3 separate regions of the Mus musculus genome follow, and regions 2 and 3 are each linked to region 1. A link is a loop called in an ENCODE intact Hi-C map of the cell type or tissue named here. Cell type or tissue: gastrocnemius. All regions are shown on one strand.

Region 1 (2,500 bases):
ACCCTGTTCTGCTGACCTGGCTGCTGTTCTTGCTATTTGCACTAGAACTTTCTCTTTAAATTAGCTTAACCATTACAGCTTGTAGCTTATCTTAGGTTGCAAGGTTAAAGTGGAAGTCCTACAGTGATCCAGATTTGCATAATTCTCACATTCTAATCCCTGAGTGTTGGGCCTCCAGGTCGCTGTAAATTTGGTATTCAATGCAAATAGCTCATACCTCCCTTGCCCACACAATGGATGGACATTTGTAGTGTGATAAAGTTACTGACTTGCTTTTAACTTTTCGGGAGATTTCTTTTGTAGCAGAAAGAACCCGTGTGTATGTTTATATTCTATTAAGGCGACTAATGGATGGGAATGCATGTGGCTGAAGTCTTTGTAACATTTGAGGGTGTCCCCCCCGCCCCCGCTAGAGGAACCCAGAAAGGGAGTGAGAATACAAAGCGTCCACCCTGCTTCTCAGTGGATGGGTCCCACTTCTAGAAGAGGTTTCTTTTTAGGGCCTGGGCGGACTGTTCCCTGGGCAAAGTTCCTGCCGTGTAAGCATAGGGAGCTGCATTCAGATCCTTAGCCCCACGTAAACATCCAGGTACAAAGGCAGGCCTGTGTCTGCCTGCCCCGTGCTGGGAAGTGGGGAGATCCCTGGAGCTTGCTGGCCAGCAGCTTAGCCTAAGTCCGGGTTTCGTAAGAGACCATGTCCCAGGAAATAAGGTGAAAAGAGTTAGAGAAAGAGACTTACCATCGACCTCTGGCCTGCATGCACACGTGCATGCACACCTGCACACATGCCACACGCACAGAAACACACACAGGGAAAATAATTATCTGTGTGTCTATGTATGTATATACATTATATTCTATATTCTATATGCTATATTTTATATATATGGTTCTCAGGAGATGCCTTTGCGCTAGCACAGAGTTGCCACTCCCCAGTCACGTTCCCAGCCAGTTTTTTTTCTGACTGCAGTTTGCAGTATGGGTTCGCTGCCCCTCCCCCACCCCTGCCCACAGCCCCATCATCCCCCCTTTACCCTTATGGAGCCCTCCCAGAGGAGGCTGTGGCTTTTCTACTCCAGTGTTAACATCCTGTTCTGGGCTTCATCTTTCTCCCCCCTCCCCCGAACCCCCACTTTTTTCCTTTGGCTTCTCTCTCTTCATTCCCCAAGATTTACTGTTCCAAATATAACTTCCAACAGGTGTGCAGCCAGGACACGGAGGCTGTGCCCAGCTGTCCTGTCCCCGACACATGGACACTCTCCAACTGGCTTGCTGAAACCCTAGGCCCCAGCACCCTCACCTGGTAAGGATGGACCTCCCTGGGTCCTGGAAGTACAGAGGGTGGGGAGGGCAACTCCTTCCTGAAACAAGTCTGAGGTGTGGGGAGGGGCTGAACAAGCTACCAAACTCTTGCTGGACCAGTTCATGTAGTGAGTTAGACCCTGCTTTTCCATTTGTGCCAAATGGCTATTCAATAGCCCTCCCTATCCTCCCTCCTCTTTCATCGGCCTCCTCTCTTTCTCTGTGCCTGGCCCAGGGTTTAGTAAGAAATAAAGGCTCGATGGGGGGGGGGGCAAATGAGGAGGCTGTGGATGGGGGAGGAAGAGAGAAGGAGCACTGGAAGAAGAAAGGTCCAATGGTTCTGTCCTCAAAGAATAACCCAGCAGGATGTGCTAGCGGGACCATGGCAAACTGCAGTAGACACTGCCCACGTAGTGGGGCCAGCCTCCACTGACATGTGGAAATATGGTCTCAAATTATCAAATACTCCTTTTTTTCTTTTCTTAGAGAAATCCAGACTACAGACTTTAATAAGTAAAATGTCCTTAAGTCTCTTCCTGTGAATATTGTCCTACAGCGTAACAAGAAAAACCAACGCACAGGGCCCTCTGTAACTCTTCATCCCAGGTGTCAATGTTTCCCAGCTACGAAAGAAACTCCTACCCAGAGAGGCTTGTCTGAACCTCCCTTCATTAACCTGTCGTCATTATGGAGTGATATTGACCCAGGTGTCAGAATATGACCCACACTCTAGAGATCAGTGGAGATCGACAGGTTCTAAATAAATGTGAAATTGCTGGAGCAGGTTAGAGGTTAGTCTTGGCAGGCTGTGAACAAACTTGGAACTAAGGAAAACCAGAGGCTCTGGTATCCAAGATGGGGCCAGAAAATCTTCCCAGACCCAACCCAAAGCCTCAATAGAGTAAGCAGTCCAGACAGCTCAAGACAGAAGTGCTGAGTTTGTGCATAGTCCCAACCTCTAGGCTTGGCCCTTGTGGCACATCTATGCACCAACAATATGGTGAGACCACCTAATCCTGACCCACAGGCCTAGCCTGGGTCAAACATCTTTGCTCTGGTCCAGTCTGAGGCAGCCTAGAATCTCACATCAGCAACACAACCAATATAAGAAGTCTACACGCCACGTCCCATCACAAATACACAAGCAATATGAAAGGCCAAGGCAGCATGTGCCCCACAAAAACCTCACTAGTCTTAC
Region 2 (2,500 bases), 230 kb before region 1:
AACCAGAACGGGGGCTTACCCTGATTTTGTTGCCTTCATGTGGATCTTGCTCCACATGTGAGCTGTCTTGTCTTGCCTCAGTGGGAGAAGATATATTTAGTCCAGCAGTGATTTGAAGTGCCTGGGTAGGTTAGTATGGGAGTGGGAAAGAGGCAGGACCTCCCACCCCCAATCCCCGGGGGGGGGGGGGGAAGCTATGTAAGGGGAAAACTGGGAGGAGGGGGAGAAGGCTGCAATCGAGATGTCGAGTGAATACATAAATTAATTAATGGAAAAAAATACCATTCCAGGATTTGCAAAGGATCCATGACGAAGAATTCCCACTGCCAGTGTATTTGAGGTAGTGGGAGTTAGAACGAACCTAGGTATTCATACCCTAGGTAAGAAGGCTCACACTATGAAGCACTGAGCAGTAATTAGAGGAAACTTACTAGATGTATTCGTAGCAATATGGCCATATCCTTAAAACACCATGTTGGGCAGAAGGAAAAGAACATAATAAAAAAGACATTACGAAAATTACCTCTTAATCCTCTTAATAACCCTATAATTTTATTTTCCTCATTTTTATAGGTCACGAAATAAAAATTACTAACTTTTCTATGGTCATACATCTAATGACTTACAGGATAAGATAAGTACCACAAGTTAAAACAAACAAAATGACTCATGTTATGTATGTGCTGCACACCTAAGATTCCTTTGACTAGTGACTGAGGCTGGTGATATGGCTCACCTGAGTTCAACCCCCAGGACCCACCTGGTGGAAGGACAGTCGATTCTCTGACATCCACATGTGATACACCCTGCATGGTCCTGAATTAATTTATTGTTTTAATTCATACCACAGTCCCTCTCTCTCACTAGAACCCCAACTTCCCTATTAACTCCTCCCAACTGCCAACTTGCTTTCCACATTAGACTGAGTCTATGTCTGTCACACCCAAGCTGAAATGCCATTTCCTTAGAGAAACTTCCCCTGCTAACAGCCTGGATGAGACTTCTCTCTTATATATATATATGTAACCCCTGTAGTAACAATGTTTCTCTAATTAGACTATAAACACTGAGAAAACAAGAATGTTTCTATTAGTCACTATTCCGGTCTTTAATCCTAGCACAGCTTAGCTGTATTAATAAACCTGAGGATCAGTGAGGATAAGTTTTTTAAATATGTTATTATTGCCCCCCCACAAAATGCTTTAGTTCTATCAACTTTACTTTTTCTTGAGTTGATGACTATTCATTTTAGAAATACTACAATCAACAATACTCTTAAAAGCTCCCATCTCTCCAAACTAAATAGAAACATGCTTTCAAAGAAGTCAGAAGTTATGCAACTGATGAATATACAAATTTCATAATCTAAGAAGTCACCTATAATCTAAGAAGTCACCGTAAAACAAATTAGTCAAAATGTTCCTGTAGTAGTGTATTAAAGTAATATCTTCTCAACCAAAAAAAGGAGGGTAAGAAAATGCTACATATCCAGAGAGCTTAAGTAGAGCTTAAATAGTATTACAGTTCTAAAAGTTAACATTTGCTATACCATTTCACCACCAGGTGGCAGATACATACAACTTTCTAGAAATGTTATCAGGCCAATCAGAAAGGAATTTTAGGAAAAGCTAAGTAATTGTAAGCGTATTTGAAACTTAGCTGGTTAGCCAACCGCAGGCTGGATAGAACTGGCTCTAAAAATACTGCACTCTCCTTTAACTGTAAATAAGAGTCTCCAGACATGCAGAACACCCAGTCATGTTTAAGGAGAACAGAGCAAATACAATTTTAAAATGTGGTTATCTTCAGTGGTCATTCAAAATCCTCAGAAGTACAAGAGAGTTTTGAATCCAAAAGTGAAGAGAACAAGGGATGAAAAAGAAGGGACAGAAAGAGCCAGAGGATGAGAAAATGAAGTAGAGAGAAGAATCATCTTCCAAGCTAACACGCTGTGACAGAGAAACCGAGACTTATATCTTTACTCTGTGTTCAGAGAAAGGCTCACTGATAAAACTCCTAACTCTTAAGCGATCTGTTAATTAACACAATGACTCAATTTTTTCAATAAAACGATTCTGAAATTATATTACTAAATTTCTGAGTAAAATATACTATCTTGGGATTCCTTATTTAATTCAAAATGCTACTGAAACCACTACTTGAAAATGTATCTTTAAATCCAAAGACAGCACCTTAACGTACTCACTACCTTGGCCCTGATGCCAGAGAAAGCATCCCTGGCCACTCCACACTCTATAGCAGTGGTTCTCAACCCTCCTAATACAGTTCCTCATGTTGTGGCAACCCCCAACCATAAAATTATTTTCACTGGCACTTCATAACTATAATTTTGCTACTGTTATGAATAGTAATGCAAATATCTGTGTTTCTGATGGCCTTAGGAGACCTCTCTGAAAGGACTGTTCAACCCCCCCAAAGGAGTCACAGCCAAGAGATCAGAGCTGCTGCTCTATAGTCAACTGCTCGGCTTCCTCATTAG
Region 3 (2,500 bases), 120 kb before region 1:
AAAAAAAAATAGTACCCAGAATCTGATAGGCCTTGGCATTTCTGCAGACATGGGCATGAGCCTGTTAAGATCAGGGCCCTAGACTCAAAAAGATCTGTCCCAGGTCAGCTCAGAGGCTGCACATTTTCTTGGTTCCTATCCAGCTGAACCGTGGGGATATTTTGCATGGTCTGTTGATACCCAGACATGAAAGTGAAGTTGGCAGAGAAGTGGGATTCATGCCAGATACATCTGACTCTCAGCAGGAAATAAATTCATGAACATAAGGTGAGCAACAACACCAGGATCTCATGTGTGCCTCCCCTTCTGTCCCCACCACCCACCTTAAACTGTACAGGTCAAAGTATCATGGAGGACAGAGAGTCCCCACCCCAATTTTGAACTCCTCATCTGTGTGCTCAGCAGATGCAACAACCTGAGCCAGCTGATTTATTGAGTCCGTTGAACCCCCAAATGTAGAATGAGGCTATAGTTCAACAAAAAGATCCTCTTGCATTTGTGTGTAAAAGATAGAAGGGATGAGGAGAATATAGTCATGTGCCATGTGTATGAAGGTCAGAGGACAACCTCAGGTATGATTCATCTCTTTTTACCTTGTTTGAGACAGGGTCTCTCATTCGCTGCTGTGTACACCACGATATCTGGTCCTCACACATCTGAGGATTCTCCTGTCTTGTGGTTTGAGGGAGAATGGTCCTATAGGCACATCTATTTGACTCTTTGGTCCCCAGTTGGTGGAACTGTTTGAGGAAAACTAGGTGGTATGGCTTCTTTAAGGAACTGTGCCTTTGGGAGCAGGCTTTGAGGCTTCAAGACTGGCATGAGTCCCTTTGTGCTATGTCCTACCTTCAGTGTGTGATGTGAGCGCTTAGCCACTTCTGCTACCATGCCCTCACTGTACCATCATGGACTGGCTCTAATCCTCTAGAACTGTAAGTCCAATTAAGCTTCTTTTATGAGTTGCCTTGGCCATGATGTTTTATCACAGCAATAGAAAAGTTACTAAAACGTCTCCATCTTGCATCTCGCCATATTAAGCTCTGGGAAAGAAACACAATACCATCTAATATTTATGTGGGTTCTGGGATCTGAACTCAGGTCCTCATGCTTATGTAGAAAGGGCTTTATCCTCTGAACCATCTCCTTGCATTGCCCCTTGCCTCTGAATTTTTGTACACCCTATTTAAAAGGAATCCCCTTTCCCAAATGACAGGTTTAGTTAAGTGTAGTGGACTGTGTGCACAGTCACTATGGTAACAGGAGAGTAACTGACAGTGAATGCATTCCCTCTTTAGATTAGAATAGGAAAAACAGACTACTGAGTATACTCCAAGAGGGCAGTATGCTGGGCAGTAACTAGAGCATAGCCTGCAAACCTCCCCCCATGTTTGGTGAGAAGCCCAGGACATTCTCTGGCACAGAGAGGAAAATGTGGTGTTAGGTAAATGACTCAGGAAGAGTTGCCTAGTGCCTCTTTCCACATTTTTTACAGGCAGACAGGCACAAGGTCATATAACTGGGCTCCAAGCACCAACCTTCGACAAAGCCACCAAAGGTAAGAAGGTGGGCCTAGCTCCACACTTGGCATCTCTTCCATAACTGACTGACTGGGACAAAAGCATCGAGAAGCTTCTATACGATCGCTACTACATCTCCTCATACCACCCAAGAGGCAGCCATGATCCCAGCTGGAGCTAGGTGACAGATGCAGCCTGTAGCCAGCAGGCTTTCAAGCCTGTGGCTGCAATCCAGGCCAGATTATTGAAATGCTCTCCTTGGAGATCCTGTTGCTGCAACCAGCTGGCCTGGCGCTCACTAGGGACCCTGGGTCTTCAATATTATCTGCTTGGATGGGTCCTCCACATTCCCAAGAAGTCTGAAGTACGCTACTGACAGCTCATGTAGGGAGATTCACCTCTGGGCTCCCCCATCGGGCATCAGCAAGCTGGCTCTATTGGTATGGTGTAACGAGAAGACACTCAGCTTGTGTCCTATTAATCTCCACAGTCACAAAGAGAGCTGAGCTGTGGGACTGTCTTTTCAGAGCACACATGAACAGCAGGGATTGGGACTGGAGCCACCATGGTCAGTGTGCAAGGCCGGTGACAGGAAGTGGGCAGCTGGACCCTGGTCTTATCTCCATCCTGAGTTGGAAATGGCTTCTCTATGAAAGATTATATGCCTTCTTCATCTTCAGGGCGGAGACGAGGGCCCTTCACAATAAGAATGGAGCTTGTTAACCATCAGGAAGGCTCTGGAACTGTGCATTTACAGTACAAACACCGTATATGGCGAGAAGGTCTATTTCTGAATGAAGAAACTTTTCTGAATTGCTCAAACTAATCTGTATCTTTCTCCTGCTAAGTATGGGCTCTATAAACACTTAAGCAAAGACAATATATTGGCCAGTGAGTGGCTTCTGAAAGGTATTTGGGGAATAAAGAAGACAGATGGCTAAGGAGAAAAGGAAGTTCCTTTTACATTGAGGTGTGAAAGACAC

What was found. A loop is a pair of places that touch in the nucleus more often than their neighbours do. Peaks named below come from ENCODE experiments on the same cell type or tissue, not always from the same donor. Only the 100,000 strongest peaks of a DNase experiment are listed, where the experiment ranks them.
Region 2: a loop joins it to region 1, with 5 times the contacts of the local background. A loop is called at or near these places in 7 of 42 quality-filtered maps.
Region 3: it touches region 1 in a loop (2.0-fold over the local background); 2 of 42 quality-filtered maps call a loop at or near these places.

What each region holds. Positions count from the first base shown.
Region 1 is chr9:59,245,587-59,248,086 of GRCm38, forward strand. No RefSeq gene overlaps it. Among named protein-coding and RNA genes, the nearest start is that of Gm33053, 12 kb to the left of the region's middle. In gastrocnemius, a CTCF peak has its summit at 1,311; no DNase peak of the experiment used is centred here; H3K4me3 peaks cover 272 bases; H3K27ac peaks cover 1,342 bases.
Region 2 is chr9:59,011,967-59,014,466 of GRCm38, forward strand. The region is part of intron 1 of Neo1 (neogenin); the gene reads right to left. Among named protein-coding and RNA genes, the nearest start is that of Neo1, 23 kb to the right of the region's middle. In gastrocnemius, a CTCF peak has its summit at 1,556 (motif pointing right); no DNase peak of the experiment used is centred here; H3K27ac peaks cover 427 bases.
Region 3 is chr9:59,128,074-59,130,573 of GRCm38, forward strand. No RefSeq gene overlaps it. Among named protein-coding and RNA genes, the nearest start is that of Neo1, 93 kb to the left of the region's middle. In gastrocnemius, no CTCF peak of the experiment used is centred here; DNase peaks (open chromatin) are centred at 183, 1,422, 1,765 and 2,038; H3K27ac peaks cover 1,652 bases.